Regions from separate parts of the Homo sapiens genome. Here regions 2 and 3 are each linked to region 1. Evidence: chromatin contacts called from ENCODE Hi-C or POLR2A ChIA-PET data. All regions are on one chromosome and are shown on one strand. The core of a region is the stretch at or near the end of the contact, and the rest is flanking DNA. Distances in the headings are between cores, read along the strand shown. Region 1 holds the start of NF1 (neurofibromin 1). Region 2 holds the start of CRLF3 (cytokine receptor like factor 3). Region 3 overlaps RAB11FIP4 (RAB11 family interacting protein 4).

What was found. A loop is a pair of places that touch in the nucleus more often than their neighbours do. ChIA-PET counts read pairs that join two places held with the same protein, here RNA polymerase II (POLR2A). Pooled maps may share reads with other maps.
Region 2: a map of gastrocnemius medialis shows a loop between it and region 1 (2.4-fold over the local background). The contact joins the promoter of CRLF3 here to the promoter of NF1 in region 1. A Hi-C loop is called at or near these places in 1 of 168 maps with a recorded cell type or tissue (gastrocnemius medialis) and 13 of 50 pooled maps. POLR2A ChIA-PET finds 5 or more read pairs at or near these places in 6 of 52 experiments (CD4-positive, alpha-beta T cell, HEK293, Panc1 and 3 more).
Region 3: a pooled map shows a loop between it and region 1 (7-fold over the local background). The contact joins the enhancer-like site here to the promoter of NF1 in region 1. A Hi-C loop is called at or near these places in 3 of 37 single-sample maps with no recorded cell type and 9 of 50 pooled maps. POLR2A ChIA-PET finds 5 or more read pairs at or near these places in 6 of 52 experiments (Caco-2, HEK293, T-cell and 3 more).

The regions. Positions count from the first base shown.
Region 1 is chr17:31,092,379-31,096,635 of GRCh38, forward strand. NF1 (neurofibromin 1) reads left to right here and starts at 2,599. Exons shown (of 58, transcript NM_001042492.3): 1 at 2,599-2,991. The coding sequence starts at 2,932. MIR4733HG (MIR4733 host gene) reads right to left here and starts at 3,112. Exons shown (of 4, transcript NR_186435.1): 1 at 2,849-3,112; 2 at 995-1,113. MIR4733 (microRNA 4733) reads right to left here and starts at 2,047; the gene lies at 1,972-2,047. LOC124903974 (a long non-coding RNA gene) reads left to right here. Exons shown (of 2, transcript XR_007065704.1): 2 at 498-749. RefSeq lists a promoter at 2,179-2,604, cis regulatory regions at 2,212-2,451, 2,678-2,988, an enhancer at 2,592-2,609 and silencers at 2,844-2,913, 2,954-3,003.
Region 2 is chr17:30,822,304-30,826,539 of GRCh38, forward strand. It overlaps CRLF3 (cytokine receptor like factor 3), which reads right to left and starts at 2,389. Exons shown (of 8, transcript NM_015986.4): 1 at 2,220-2,389. The coding sequence starts at 2,348. RefSeq lists a silencer at 2,301-2,680 and an enhancer at 2,388-2,682.
Region 3 is chr17:31,492,628-31,497,174 of GRCh38, forward strand. The region is part of intron 3 of RAB11FIP4 (RAB11 family interacting protein 4); the gene reads left to right. Among named protein-coding and RNA genes, the nearest start is that of MIR4724, 40 kb to the right of the region's middle. Within about 2 kb of position 2,551, at least 18 of the 41 ENCODE cell types and tissues checked have a DNase peak (open chromatin) inside an H3K27ac peak, as active enhancers do.

The DNA of each region.
Region 1 (4,257 bases), core at 1,349-3,848:
AGAGGTTTGGCACTGAGGGGAGGCAACAGAACAGGGAGTACAAATTAGGATGAATTAATGACATGCTGGCAGGAGCTTGAGTAAAGGAAGAAGAGCAGAGGGCCAGGGCCTGAAGTTTGGGTGTCTTACCACAGAGCTAAAGAAGAGTGGGCAATGGTAGACTAAACTAGAGAAGAAGAGGAGAGAAAGGCACAGAGGAACTTCAGCAACGGAATGCCAGGGAAGGCAAGGGAGCTGAGGGTTTGGGCAGTTGCATCCAGTGTAGGGAAGAAGATCAGGGAGATAGACAGGCAAAAAGCCATGGCAACAAGGAAGTAGTTAGGGACTTTCAGAGGAAGTATGAGAAAAGGAGAGGAAGGTCATAGGTCTGAAGTTTAGCAGTGCAGTAGGGGGCACTGGAATACTATCTTGGGGGTATGAGTGAGTGCTTTTTCAGGGGTCCTACTTGGGAGAAACATAGATAGACATTCATTTAATATTCATCCATTTCTTTCCAGCATAGTCATCATTCTGACATCATCTAAAAGAAATTAGTATCTGCATTGCATCCTTAAAGAAGAAGGGACAAAAGACATGTCCAAACTGTCTGTCTGTTCTAGTGGAATAAAACATTAATTTAATATGTATTTTGGACAACCACCAACCTAGAGATTGGAAACTTTTCTCAAGGATATATCTCTCTGTATGTGGGCTACTGGCTTTGTGGCTTTTCTGTAGGAAAATTAAAATTCTAGTTTTGTTCTCCCTTATCACCCAGTGTCTGTGTGGCTTAACTGGCTGATTAGCGCGTGCTTGGAATGTGTAAATTCATTTTAACATTGGCCTAGGGGCCTGTGTGGTAGCTCACCCCTGTCATCCCAGCACTTTGGGAGGCCAAGGCAGGGGGATCACTTGAGGCCAGGAGTTCCAGACCAGCCTGGGCAACATAGCAAGACTGTGTCTCTACCAAAAAAAAAAAAAAAAAAAAAATTAGCCAAAGCAGGGTGACACTCACCTGTAGTCCCAGCTATTCAGGAGCTTGAGGTGGGAGGATCACTTCGGCCCAGGAGTCTGAGGCTGGAGTGAGCTATGATTGAGCCACTGCACTCCACTGCACAGAGTCAGACCTTGTCTCTGAAAAACAAAAACATTTGCCTAGGTAAAATGTATCGAGGAAGACAAATTTTAAAATTACTCATTCCAGGCCAGGTGCGGTGGCTCACACCTGTAATCCCAGTACTTTGGGAGGCTGAGGTGGGCGGATCATGAGGTCAGGAGTTCAAGACCAGCCTGGCCAATATGGTGAAACACCGTCTCTACTAAAAATACAAAAATTAGCCGGCTGTGGTGGCGCATGCCTGTAGTCCCAGCTACTCGGGAGGCTGAGGCAGAAGAATCACTTCAACCGGGAGGCGGAGGTTGCAGTGAGCCGAGATCGCGCCTCTGCACTCCAGCCTGGGTGACAGGGTGAGACTCTGTCTTAAAAAAAAAAAAAAAAAATTAGTCATTCCAAAGTCCAATGTCAGACATAGATTATCCGTTGTTTTGGATGTAATCCTCTTCCTGGAAAACTGGCACAACCCAATTACACATGAAATCCTTTCAACTCTGGTATTGGAGGTATAGGGAAGGACTTTGTTTTAGGAGACCCATAGTCTACCTCTATTGTTCTAGGAGTTAAACCACGTTGGTTTACATCCTGACTTTGCCACCTGTCAACTCAGACCTTGGGCAAATCAAAGGTCTGAGGGAGGAGTGCAGGCTCCCAGCGTTCCCACGGGGGTGGGGACGTGACGTATTCATCAGTTCATGAAGTTAATGATATGTATTGAAAAGGTTTGTTCAAGGATTTAAATAAGACGATGAATATATTGAATTAATAATGAATGCAAGGCCTTAAAGGTGTTTTGAGGGTGGTGAAACTTGAATCTCTCATCAACTGTGCAATAGTTATATTAACTTGGATGGCTATGAGTTTTGCAGAGGAAAGCTGGGCTTAAATCCCAATGCTAGACCTGGTGGCTAGACCTTGATTGCCACCGGGTCTAGCATTGGGATTTAAGCGACCTCTAAAAAAAAAAAATCACGGAATCTCTCTTTGGCCTTCCTTTTTTGTTTCTCAGCAGTCTACCAAGCTACGAAGAACCTGAAAATCGGAGGTCGTGTACCTTATTTTTTCTGAGAGCTTAAGCTGAGAGCACAGCCTCCCCAGGAGATTAGCGGCAGAGATCCGCGCGCTGGGAGAAAGGCTAGCCCCAGGGCGCCCTAACTTCCAACTCCGGGAGCAATCCAAACCCGGAGGCCGGCGGGGGAGGGGACAGCTGTAGGGGGCGGTGGGGATGGGAGTGGATGCTCCCGGGTCAGCTCTGGCACTCGCCAGCTGAGCCCAGCGCCAGTCTAGGTGAGCCCCACGGCGGTGAGGGACGCTCGCCAGACGGCCCAGAGGAGTTAGATGACGTCACCTCCAGGAGGACTCGCTTTTTCATTAATGAAACCGGCCGGCGCGGGCGCATGCGCGGCAGGCCGCCTTCCCTCTCGCTTCCCCCTCCCCTTTCCCAGCCGCGCTCTCAATCTCTAGCTCGCTCGCGCTCCCTCTCCCCGGGCCGTGGAAAGGATCCCACTTCCGGTGGGGTGTCATGGCGGCGTCTCGGACTGTGATGGCTGTGGGGAGACGGCGCTAGTGGGGAGAGCGACCAAGAGGCCCCCTCCCCTCCCCGGGTCCCCTTCCCCTATCCCCCTCCCCCCAGCCTCCTTGCCAACGCCCCCTTTCCCTCTCCCCCTCCCGCTCGGCGCTGACCCCCCATCCCCACCCCCGTGGGAACACTGGGAGCCTGCACTCCACAGACCCTCTCCTTGCCTCTTCCCTCACCTCAGCCTCCGCTCCCCGCCCTCTTCCCGGCCCAGGGCGCCGGCCCACCCTTCCCTCCGCCGCCCCCCGGCCGCGGGGAGGACATGGCCGCGCACAGGCCGGTGGAATGGGTCCAGGCCGTGGTCAGCCGCTTCGACGAGCAGGTAACCGGCCCGTGGCGGGCGGGAGGTGGGAGCGGAGTGGGGGTGGGGACAGAGTAGGTGAGGGGAGGTAGGAGCGGCCGCCTCCCCCGCGGCTGCCTCAGGCTCTGGAGGAAAGGAAGGGAAGGGAAGAGAAGGGAAGGGGGGATAAGTGGGGGTGGCCAAGGCGGGAGGTGAGGGGTAGGAGGGGACAGCTGGGAGCTTGGGCACCCTTTCCCTCCTAAGTCGGGGGGTGGGGCCTTGTCCCTGACCAGCCTCCGACCCTCCATCCCCTTTATCCCAGCCCTTCCGCTTGGAAATGGGGATGAGTGACCTGGGGGCGCCTTTAGGGGCGCGCCATCTGGATTTAATAATTACCCCCTTACTTTTGTTTTTGAGCAGAGGTGGGTAACGTTTAGGGGTTCTCTCTTCCTCTTCCCTCCGTGACCCTCCTAACTGGGGACGAGCGAACCCTAAGGCCTGTCTTATATACCCTCAATAGGAGAACGATAACATTCCGCCCCTCCCCCAGTTTCTTCAGCTTCCTCTCCTGGAGGGGGAAGAGCAGAAGAAAGCAAGGAAGGCACAGGTTTTCTTACTTTCTGCTCCATCGTCTCATCCTGCCCCGAGAGCTTCAAGTGCACACTCACTGCACATCTTTGTGATGCCCTACAACGTCGTCCCCCATATCCTGATGACACAGACTGCCTTTTTTTTTTATTGCCGTTTGCAGTGGAAACCGTGGTTCTGAAATATCTTCCCCTTCCTTGATAATTGCAGTCTCTTCCCCCCCCCCTTTTTTTTTTGCCAGCGGTCTGAGGATGTGATGCATTCTCGAGTGAGAATGTTGGGGAGTAAAGGGGAGAAGGGTGAAAGGAAAGTGAGAAACTGCTTCAGAGCCACCGACAACAGAGCAAAGCCAGCTGGGATGTGGTCCTGGAGCGGATCATTCTGCTAGTGTTTGTGGTTGTTTTTGACTCTCTCCTGGTTGACAAGAGAACTTTCATTGAGAATATTTGGGATGAAAAAAAAGTTTTGTAGCTTGAGGAGGTGACTTTTTATCGCCTGAGTTTCACACAATAAATCCTGGGGCTGATTAGAATAAATGCACACATAGCCTTTTGTCAGTGGAAATTGGTTTAACTTTGTGTTGCTGTAGGTAGTTGGGGATGGTTTAAGGGATGCTTTCTGCAGCTGTGGGTGCAGTGGGCTTCCTGTGATGGGGGAATTGTTTAAGATTGAGTCAACCTATTTTGTTTACTGGATATAATGGTAAAACATTATGGGAGC
Region 2 (4,236 bases), core at 1,139-3,638, 270 kb before region 1:
GACCTTCCTTAAAATGCAAGTTGACAGAGGACTTATGCCACAAACCCAAACATGCACAATCCACTAGAGTTAGCTTCGAGAGATGCTGTTGTAACTGCCACTGGCACAAAACACATTCCCAAAAGAGACTCACACTCACAAAAGAGAACTACATTATTACTCAGTCTAGTCAGAAGGCAATGTCATCAGGAACCTAATTGTGATCGATGTTCATTTAGTGTTTTCTGTCTGAAGCCCAAGACAATGGGCCTCAAAAACAAAACAAAACAAAGCTCATAATAAACTAAACCACAGAAAAGCATGTCCTGTATTTAAATTGTTGGATATAAAATTGAAAAAATACAGGTTTGAAAATTGAATACTGAACCATCTAGGGTGTAATCACGATTTTTTTTAATGCATCCAATATCAAGAGAAATTAATTACTCCCAGGTGCTAAACTCACTCATTTAGTGTCAACTCTGATTCTTAATTGCTAATACAAAAACAATAATCATGGTCATATAGAATACATCTTAACTGACTGAAATGTTAGATGGTATTTTAATATCTTTCTTTTCATACAATGTCTTACATCTAGAGTCCCTATTTCAAAATAGCAGAAGGAATAATGCAGATATTTTCAAAGAGAAATAGAGATGAGTGCATTGAAAGGCCTTGAAAAGTATTCACCAAATCAGCATAATCATATCTAGATTCTGCTTCCGGTTTCGCCACTAAAATGCAAATGATGTCTGGCCTACACTGGCTTTACAAATATTTTTAAATATATAAAACCCGGCCGGGCGCGGTGGCTCACGTCTGTATCCCAGCACTTTGGGAGGCTGAGGCAGGTGGATCACGAGGTCAGGAGTTCAAGATCATCCTGGCCAACCTGGTGAAACCTCCTCTCTACTAAAAATACAAAAATTAGCCGGGTGTGGTGGCGCAGACTTGTAATCCCAGCTACTCAGGAGGCTGAGGCAGGAGAATCGCTTGAACCCGGGAGGCGGAGGTTGTTGCAGTGAGCCGAGATAGTGCCACTGCACTCCACCCTGAGCGACACAGCCAGACTCCGTCTCAAAAAAAACAGATTATATATATACATACTTATATATGTTTGTATATGTTTTATATATATATATAAAACCCAAAACATGTTGAGTCGTTAATGATGAGAATATCCAAAGACACTGTTAGCACAGCACTTTTCTACCATTTTCAGGTTATATGCAGCAAGGAAGTGCTAAGACGACCAACTAGATTAATATCAAGTATGACCCAGAGAAATTCAGATGGAATCCCACTCACTCAAAAAGCACTTATTAAGCAGTTGCGTTAATAGTACTCTGAAGATTATCCGTCCTATCGCCAATTGGCAGCGGGTTATATCTTTTTCTATATATATTCGAGGGTATAGAGAAACCATATGGCTTTCCTGTATCTTTGATAACTCTTGCCCTGTGAAACAGATAACTGCACCACTTGAAATTATATTTAGCTTTTCCTTTCAGCACTCCTCTCTTAAAATCTATTTTTCCATTTCTCTATACCTTTGTATTCCCTCTCTCAAGGAAAAGGAAATCATTTTCCTTCTGCTCTTCCAACATAGCTTCACCTTCACCTTAAATTTTAAACCTTCTAGAACAGGATTACTCTAAATGATTTTTTAAAAAGCATTCAAGATCGTATGACATATTATTCAGGCATTAACCGCATTTATTGTCAAATGCTACTGCTTCTCAATCCCTACCTCTCCCTCACTCTCGCCCCTTAGTCCTCCCCTTCCAATATCCATTTTGTCTCCACTTTCAGCTCTCCCAGGTCACTGTCCCACCTCTTCCTCAGGCTCTCTAAAATCAATGCCTCCCCGCCTACCCACCGCAGGTTTTTTACCAGTCTCCTCCTCCCCCGACTCATCACTACCCGCATGACCCCCTCGGATTCTGCTCTGGTCCCTCACTCTCCCAAACTTCGGAGGCCACCGCTACTCCCATCGCTGCCCCACAGTTTAGTGAACGCTCCTCACACCCTCCCTCCACCCCCAAAACTTCCCCTTACGACCTCCCCAACTCCCACCTTCCCCGTTCCCAGACTCCATTAGGTCTCCTTTCAAATGAATGCCTCTTCCCTACTCCAGAGTTTTCGGACAGTCCCACCCCTCAAAGCCCTCCCAGCCTTCGCCCGGCATCCGCGCCACCCCCGGGCCCACAGCGCCCCTGTGGGTGTGGCCCTCCGACCTGCCTCCGCGCCTCACGCAGCCCCTCAAGCCGGTGACCCAGCTCCCGCCGGTAGCTCTGCGCTGCCTCCACGTTCTCGCGGGCCTCCTGCAACAGCAGCTCAGGCTCCAGCTCCATCGCCCCCCTCATCTGGCCGCGCGGCCGGCGAAACCTAGCGCGGGTTCCCGACTGCACCGGGCGCCTCCAAGCGGCCCGGCGCGGCCTCGCGCAGGCGGAAGCACCGCCCAGCCCCGCCGCCCCATGCCCCACGACGACCTTGATTGACGGGCGCACGGCGGCGCCTCGCGCGGGTGGCGTCCGGGTCCCAGCGCCGCCCGCCCCGCGGCTCACCCCGCCTCTTCCGTGCTGCGGCACAGCGCCGCTGGTTGGGCCTCCTTGGGAAACGTGCTGAGGCCTGGCAAGGTTGATAACCCGCACCTTGCCAAGTGCTTCTCACAGCTCATCGCATTCTTGCCTGACCTTCAGCCCTACCTGTATCTCCATTGCTCAGATGAGGAAATTGAGGGATAAAGGGGGGAATCGGCCGGGCGCGGTGGCTCACGCCTGCAGTCCCAGCACTTTGGGAGGCCGAGGCGGGCGGATCCCTTGAGCTCTGGAGTTCGAGACCCAGCCTGGGCAACACGGCGAAACCCTCTCTCACCAAAAATACTACTACTATTACTATTACTACTACTACTACTGCTACTACTAGCAACACGTAGTGGAGCACGCCTGTGGTCCCAGTGGATCGCTTGAGCCCGGGGGCCGAGGCTGCAGTGAGCTGTAATGGAGCCACTGCACTCCAGCCTGGGCGACAGAGCGAGACCCTGTCTCTAAATAAAAAATACTTTTTTTTAAATTAAAAATTTTAAAAAATAGCGAATCGACTTTTCCAAGCCGCAGAATTTGAGCCCAGATCTGATGACAAAAGCCCTGGTCCTTAAGAGCAGAGCAGGCCTTAGGGGAATTTACTAAGACCCAGGTGTCAGCGGGGAGCAGTGGCTCACGCCTGTAATCCCAGCACTTTGGGAGGCCGAGACGGGTGGATCACTGAGGTCAGAAGTTCAAGAGCAGCCATGGCCAACCTGGTGAAACCTCATCTCTACTAAAAATACAAAAATTAGCCGGGTGTGGTGGTGGGCGCCTGTAATCCCAGCTACTCGAGGGCTGAGGCAGGATAATTGCTTGAACCGGGAGGCAGAGGTTGCAGTGAGCCAAGATTGTGCCACTGCACTCCAACCTGGGCAACAAAGCGAGACTCGGTCTCAAAAAACAACAACAAAACCCAGGTGTCACCACCCAGAAGCTCGTGGACGAATGGGGGATCCAAGAGAGAGGCCCAAGAGATGACCAGCAGGACAGCAATTCTGGCACAAGTCCAAGAAGGGTGTTGGCAAGTGTTATCTGTAAGGACCGTAGTGAATAAGCTGGGCTTGGGCTTGCCAGACCGGAAGGTATCTGTCACAATAGGTGTGACTGTATGTAATAAAACCTTATGGGCAGGGCATGGTGGCTCACACCAGTAATCTTGGGAAGCTAAGGCAGGAGGATTGCTTGAGCCCAGGAGTTTGAGACCAGCCTTTGCAACATGAGGAGACCTCCTCTCTACAAAAAGATTTAAAAAAAAAATTAGCCGCGGGTGGTGGCGCCCTCCTGTGGTCCCAGCAATTCAGGAGGCTGAGGTGGGAGGATTCCTTGAGCCTAGGAGTTAGAGACCAACCTGGGTAACATAGCAAGACCCTATGTCTATAAAAATAAAAATAAATAAATAAATAAGTAAAATTACAAGGAAAACTTCCATAAAACCAGGACATGAATCTTGGTCTCATTCAACTTTGTTTTCTTAGTCTGATGGAAGGCAAGAAGTGTGTATCTAACATATCTACACTATACCCAAAAACAAAACAAATAAGAAAATTGAAGGAAATATTCTAAAACTGCTTACCCCTAGACTTGACATTTTTAGATGCATTGTTTTTAAATTTAGAGCATGAATTCCTAAAGAGTAAATGTTCTCGAGGAAACTGGTTTAGAAGTA
Region 3 (4,547 bases), core at 1,301-3,800, 400 kb after region 1:
ATTTGGAGCTATTTTCTCATTATCTCATGCCAAGTGTCTGACTACACATGGCAGTCCTTCCCCAAGTGTTTGCAGCTTCATCATAATACTGTTAATTGAATGGAATTTGTCATTGGCCAGCTTCTGTGGACCCCATTCAAGGCTGAGTGGATGCTGGGGGCGCCCAGCTGGCCTTGCTCAGAGGGGTCCCGAGCGTCTTGGTGCTTCAGGAGCTGAGCCCCCCTCAAGAGCATTGATGACAAGAGCTCAGATTCTCAGAACCCCCCTGAGCACCCAGACAACCTTGGTGGTTACTTCTTCACTTTTTCGCATGACCTGGAAAGGAGATGAGACGGGGAGGAGAACATAGGCAACCAGAAGGACGTGCAGCCTACAAGGGTCGTATGAAGGTCAGAGGGGTGGCTGTGATGGCCCAGAGCTGTGGGGTCTGAGTGACCTCCAGCCCAGAACCGCCCAGCAGGCCAGTGCTAGTCATGCCAGCACTTCCAAACCCACTTCTTGACTGACCTTAAGAAATGGGAAGTTTTCCAACTGTTGGTCACATTTTTAATTGATCTAACCTGCTTCATCTTCCCAGACAAGTGGGTTCTTTCCCAACAATGTAAACATTAATTCAGATGAAAACAAAGCTCTGTAGAAGTTATTAATATCTGTGGCTCTGCTCATGGGAGCCTTTCTCTTTTGAGGTACCAGAAAGAGGAAGGCCTAAACAGAACTGGAGTGTGGGAGAGTGGGCGGGCTCTCTCTCTTTAGTCATCTGTGGTCACCCCCCACCCCCCTGCGCTGTGCAAGCCTGATACCATGGAAAGGGAACCCACATTTCAAATAGCTGCTGCTGCTCCGGTGAACTTGGGGTAAGGGAGCTGAGGGGTGTCTACCCTCTGCACCAGACTCAAGTCTCCCTCCTAGAATAGGAGCGAGAATAGCAGCAAGTCCCTGCCCCCTGCTCCCTCGTTTTCCTGGAAGAAATGCCTACCTAAGACACAGACACCTGCATCCCACGCTTTGTCACCCAATGCCTGTTTCCTTAAGGAGAAAAAATGGGCGCCAGAAAACTTCTAGGTCTAGATCCTGGCTCTGTTGCTCGCTAGTTGTGGAACTTTGGACAGGCGACCTCACCCTTCTGATTTCACTTTCCCTGGCCTCACTCTTCACTCCCTCTGCCTGTGGGCAGGCAGCAGCATGGTTCTGTGGGGTCCTAAGGACCCCAGGGAGTCACTCCCACATTTGGGCAGCAGCTTTGGGTTTAGTCTGTCCAGTTTAGGGCCCCAGATCGTATATGTGTGTGTGCACACACGTGTGTGTTTGCGTGTCAGGCAGCATTCAGATGGGGCATCCTGTTCATCCACCCCCCTGCTTTGGGGTGGCTGAGGGTTGGGGTGCCCAACAGGTAGAATGGGGTTGATAATAGCACCTGCCTCGCAGGGTGATGGTGAAAATAAAATGAGCCATGGTGATTTAAGATGCCCAGTCTAGGTTCTGGCCTTTACTTAGTTGACACTCGTGGACGGTTAGATGGTTAGAGAGGCAGGCCAGTTTAGTACCAAAATGCCTTCAGAGTCAGGCTGTCTCTGGGTTCAGATCCTGGCTCTGCCCCTTGCTATTGGTGGAATCTTAGACAAGTTATTTAATTTCTCTGTGCCTCAGCTTCCCCACCTGTAAAACGAGGATGAGGCTAGTACCTCCCTCACAGGGTTCGTGGTAAGAGGATGAGGCTAGTACCTCCCTCACAGGGTTCGTGGTAAGGCTCAAATATGTAAATGTATGAAAAGCACTTAAAACTGTGCTTTGGGGTGAGCTGTTATTCTTAGTTCCTGCAGGCTTCAGCTGGTTTGATTGTTGTGACTAATAACCTTCGCACCTAACAGAATGTCTTGCCGGGGAGTGTCATGGCCCAAACAGGAAGGTGGCAGCGGAAAAACTCCATTACTCAAGGGCCTTTGCAAGAGAAGCAAAACTCTACTTCCTCAGCTTCTGTGGGTTTTTAAATCTTTTTTTTCAATTTTAATTTTAATTTTTTTAAAAAAAAAGTAGAAATGAGGTGTTACTATGTTACCCAGGCTGATCTCGAATTCCTGCCCTCAGGTGATCCTCCCACCGCGGCCCCCCAAAGTGCTGGGATTACAGGCATGAGCCTCTGCACCCAGCCAGCTTCTGTGTTTTTAACAAACCTTGCTCGGGCTCTGCAGATACAGATTCTGGGTCTGGGGTGAAGTGACTAGCATTTGTGTGGCAGTCTGTGAATGAGATGTCAAGCAGCTTCCGAGGTAACAGACTTCTCCCCAGGTTCAGTGAGGGAGACTGTACCTAGCCTGTCCTTCCAGAGGCTGCTCACACTGCCAGGCTGTGGCTGGCCTGCCAAGGGGAGGATGGCCCTCCACACCTCGGCCCACCTGCCCTTCACCTCCAGCCAGGGCCTGCCTGTCCATCCACCTGTGCCTAGCTGGAAAAGCTGGCTTGGAGCAGTGCTGCCCATCTGCCACTGCCAGCCCCCAGCATCTGCCTTATTAAAATGCTGAGGCTCTGGCTGGCCACAAGCCCCAGGAGATTTGGAGAAAAGCCAGACAAAAAGGTGCAGGCTGTGCCACCGCCCAGCCACACTGGGTGACTGCCCTTGGTAGTTAACCACAGAGTCATCCAGCTTGGCTGCCCAGAGGTCTATAGCTCCACTCAGGCGAAGCTGGCTAGCCTGGCCTAGCCTGGCTGGTTAGGTGGGCAGGACAGCCTCCACTTGACTGATTTTTTTTTTTTTTTTTTTTTTTTTTGAGACAGGGTTTCGCATTTCTGCCCAGGCTAGAGTGCAGCGATACAATCTTGGCTCACTGTAGCCTCGACCTCCTGGGCTCAAGTGATCCTCCCACCTCAGCTGCCTGAGTAGCTGGGTGCACCACCACTCCCGGCTATTTATTCATTTGGTAGAGATGAGGTCTCACTATGTCACCCATGCTGGTCTCAAACTTCTAGGCGCAAGCAATCCTTCCACCTTGGCCTCCCAAAGTGCTGGAATTACAGGCATGAGCCACCATGCTTGACTCGTCTGACTGATGTTAGGCAACCTTGAATTGATGGTCTCCTGGTGAAATGAGGGTTCTTGTTGACAAGGCAGGTCTGGCCAACACATTTTTGTATGATTATCTGCACGATTGCATCAGTTATTAGCAAAGAAGGATTTTATAGCAGCAGGTGTGTGCTCATGTGCTTGTGTGGAGTTGTTGACTGCCCTTCACTGCACACACACAGTCTGCGGAACTGTGACTGAATCCCTGTTCCCTACTCACACTTACATGGTATTTTCTGGGATTCTAAGGCACATTCTTTTTTTCCTTTCCTTTTTTTCCATTTAACATCTTAAATTGGAATGTGTCGCACATTTGCGGATTATTATAATTTGACAGCGCCTTTTTCTTGGCATACTTGAAATAACGGTGCATTGTAAAATCAGAGGTGTCTCAGATTTAATGAAATAGAAACTAGGTAACCTCTGGGGAACTTATATAATTTGTCCAGTTCCTCCAAGGATGCAGGTGGAGCCACCTTGTAGTGGTGGCAGATTATATGAGGGGACCCTGATGTGGTTCAAGGGGACAACCTTGGATTGGGCTTAGATTCCAGCTTTATGGCTCGCCAGCTGTGTGGCCTTGGCAAAGTAGAGCGACCTCTCTGAGCCTCGGGATTTTCCTCCCACCACATATGAATCGTGGCTCCACAGTTGTCATGGCTGTGTGCAAGGCAACATTCCCTGTTTCTCTTGCTGGGTATCATCTAAGGTCTGCCCCGTTCCATCTGGGTTAAGAGGGAAAATGAGGGCTGGGAGTGGGTCACTGGCCTTCCCAAGGGAGCAGAGGGAAACTGGTGTTCCAAGGGCTTCTTGACTCAGTTTATAATCCTTGGACATTACTCTTCTTCCCTCGTCCTTCTCCCCCTTTGCCTGAGTTTTCATTTTCACATGTGTTTCCTTTTAGCAATTTTCTTTCAAATCTCTCCTCTCCCTTTCTGTAAAGTCTTCCCACATGTAGCCTCTTTGAAGCTCCCTGGGGTGGGAAAGGGGAGGAGGGCTCTGCCTGATGGCCTGGATGGCACAGACCTCAGAAGCCCAGTGTGCTGTGGTCCCTGCAAGCTTCAGCTCAAGTCCAAGTTCTGGTACCATCAGCGTTGCTAACTGCCATTCCTGTGGCTGCAGGGTCAGCCTGAGTCCACTCCAGTGCACAGTGTTGTCCATGGGGTGCTGGATGTCGCATCGCTGAGAGCATTTGGTATTCTCTGTACCCTCCTTGCTGCGTTAAAATCAGACCTGGTTCAAATCCCAGCCCTGCGACCTTTCACGAATTACTTAACCTCCTTGAACCTGTGTATTCTCATCTAAATAGTGGCTGATGCACAGAAATACCTGGCACACAATAGGTGCTTAGCAGATGCGTGCTTTCCTTGTTCTCAAATGTTTAAGACCCCTTTGTGGACAGGCACGATGGTTCATGCCTGTAATCCCAGCACTTTGGGAGGCCAACGCGGGCGGATCACCTGAGGTCAAGAGTTCGAGACCAGCCTGA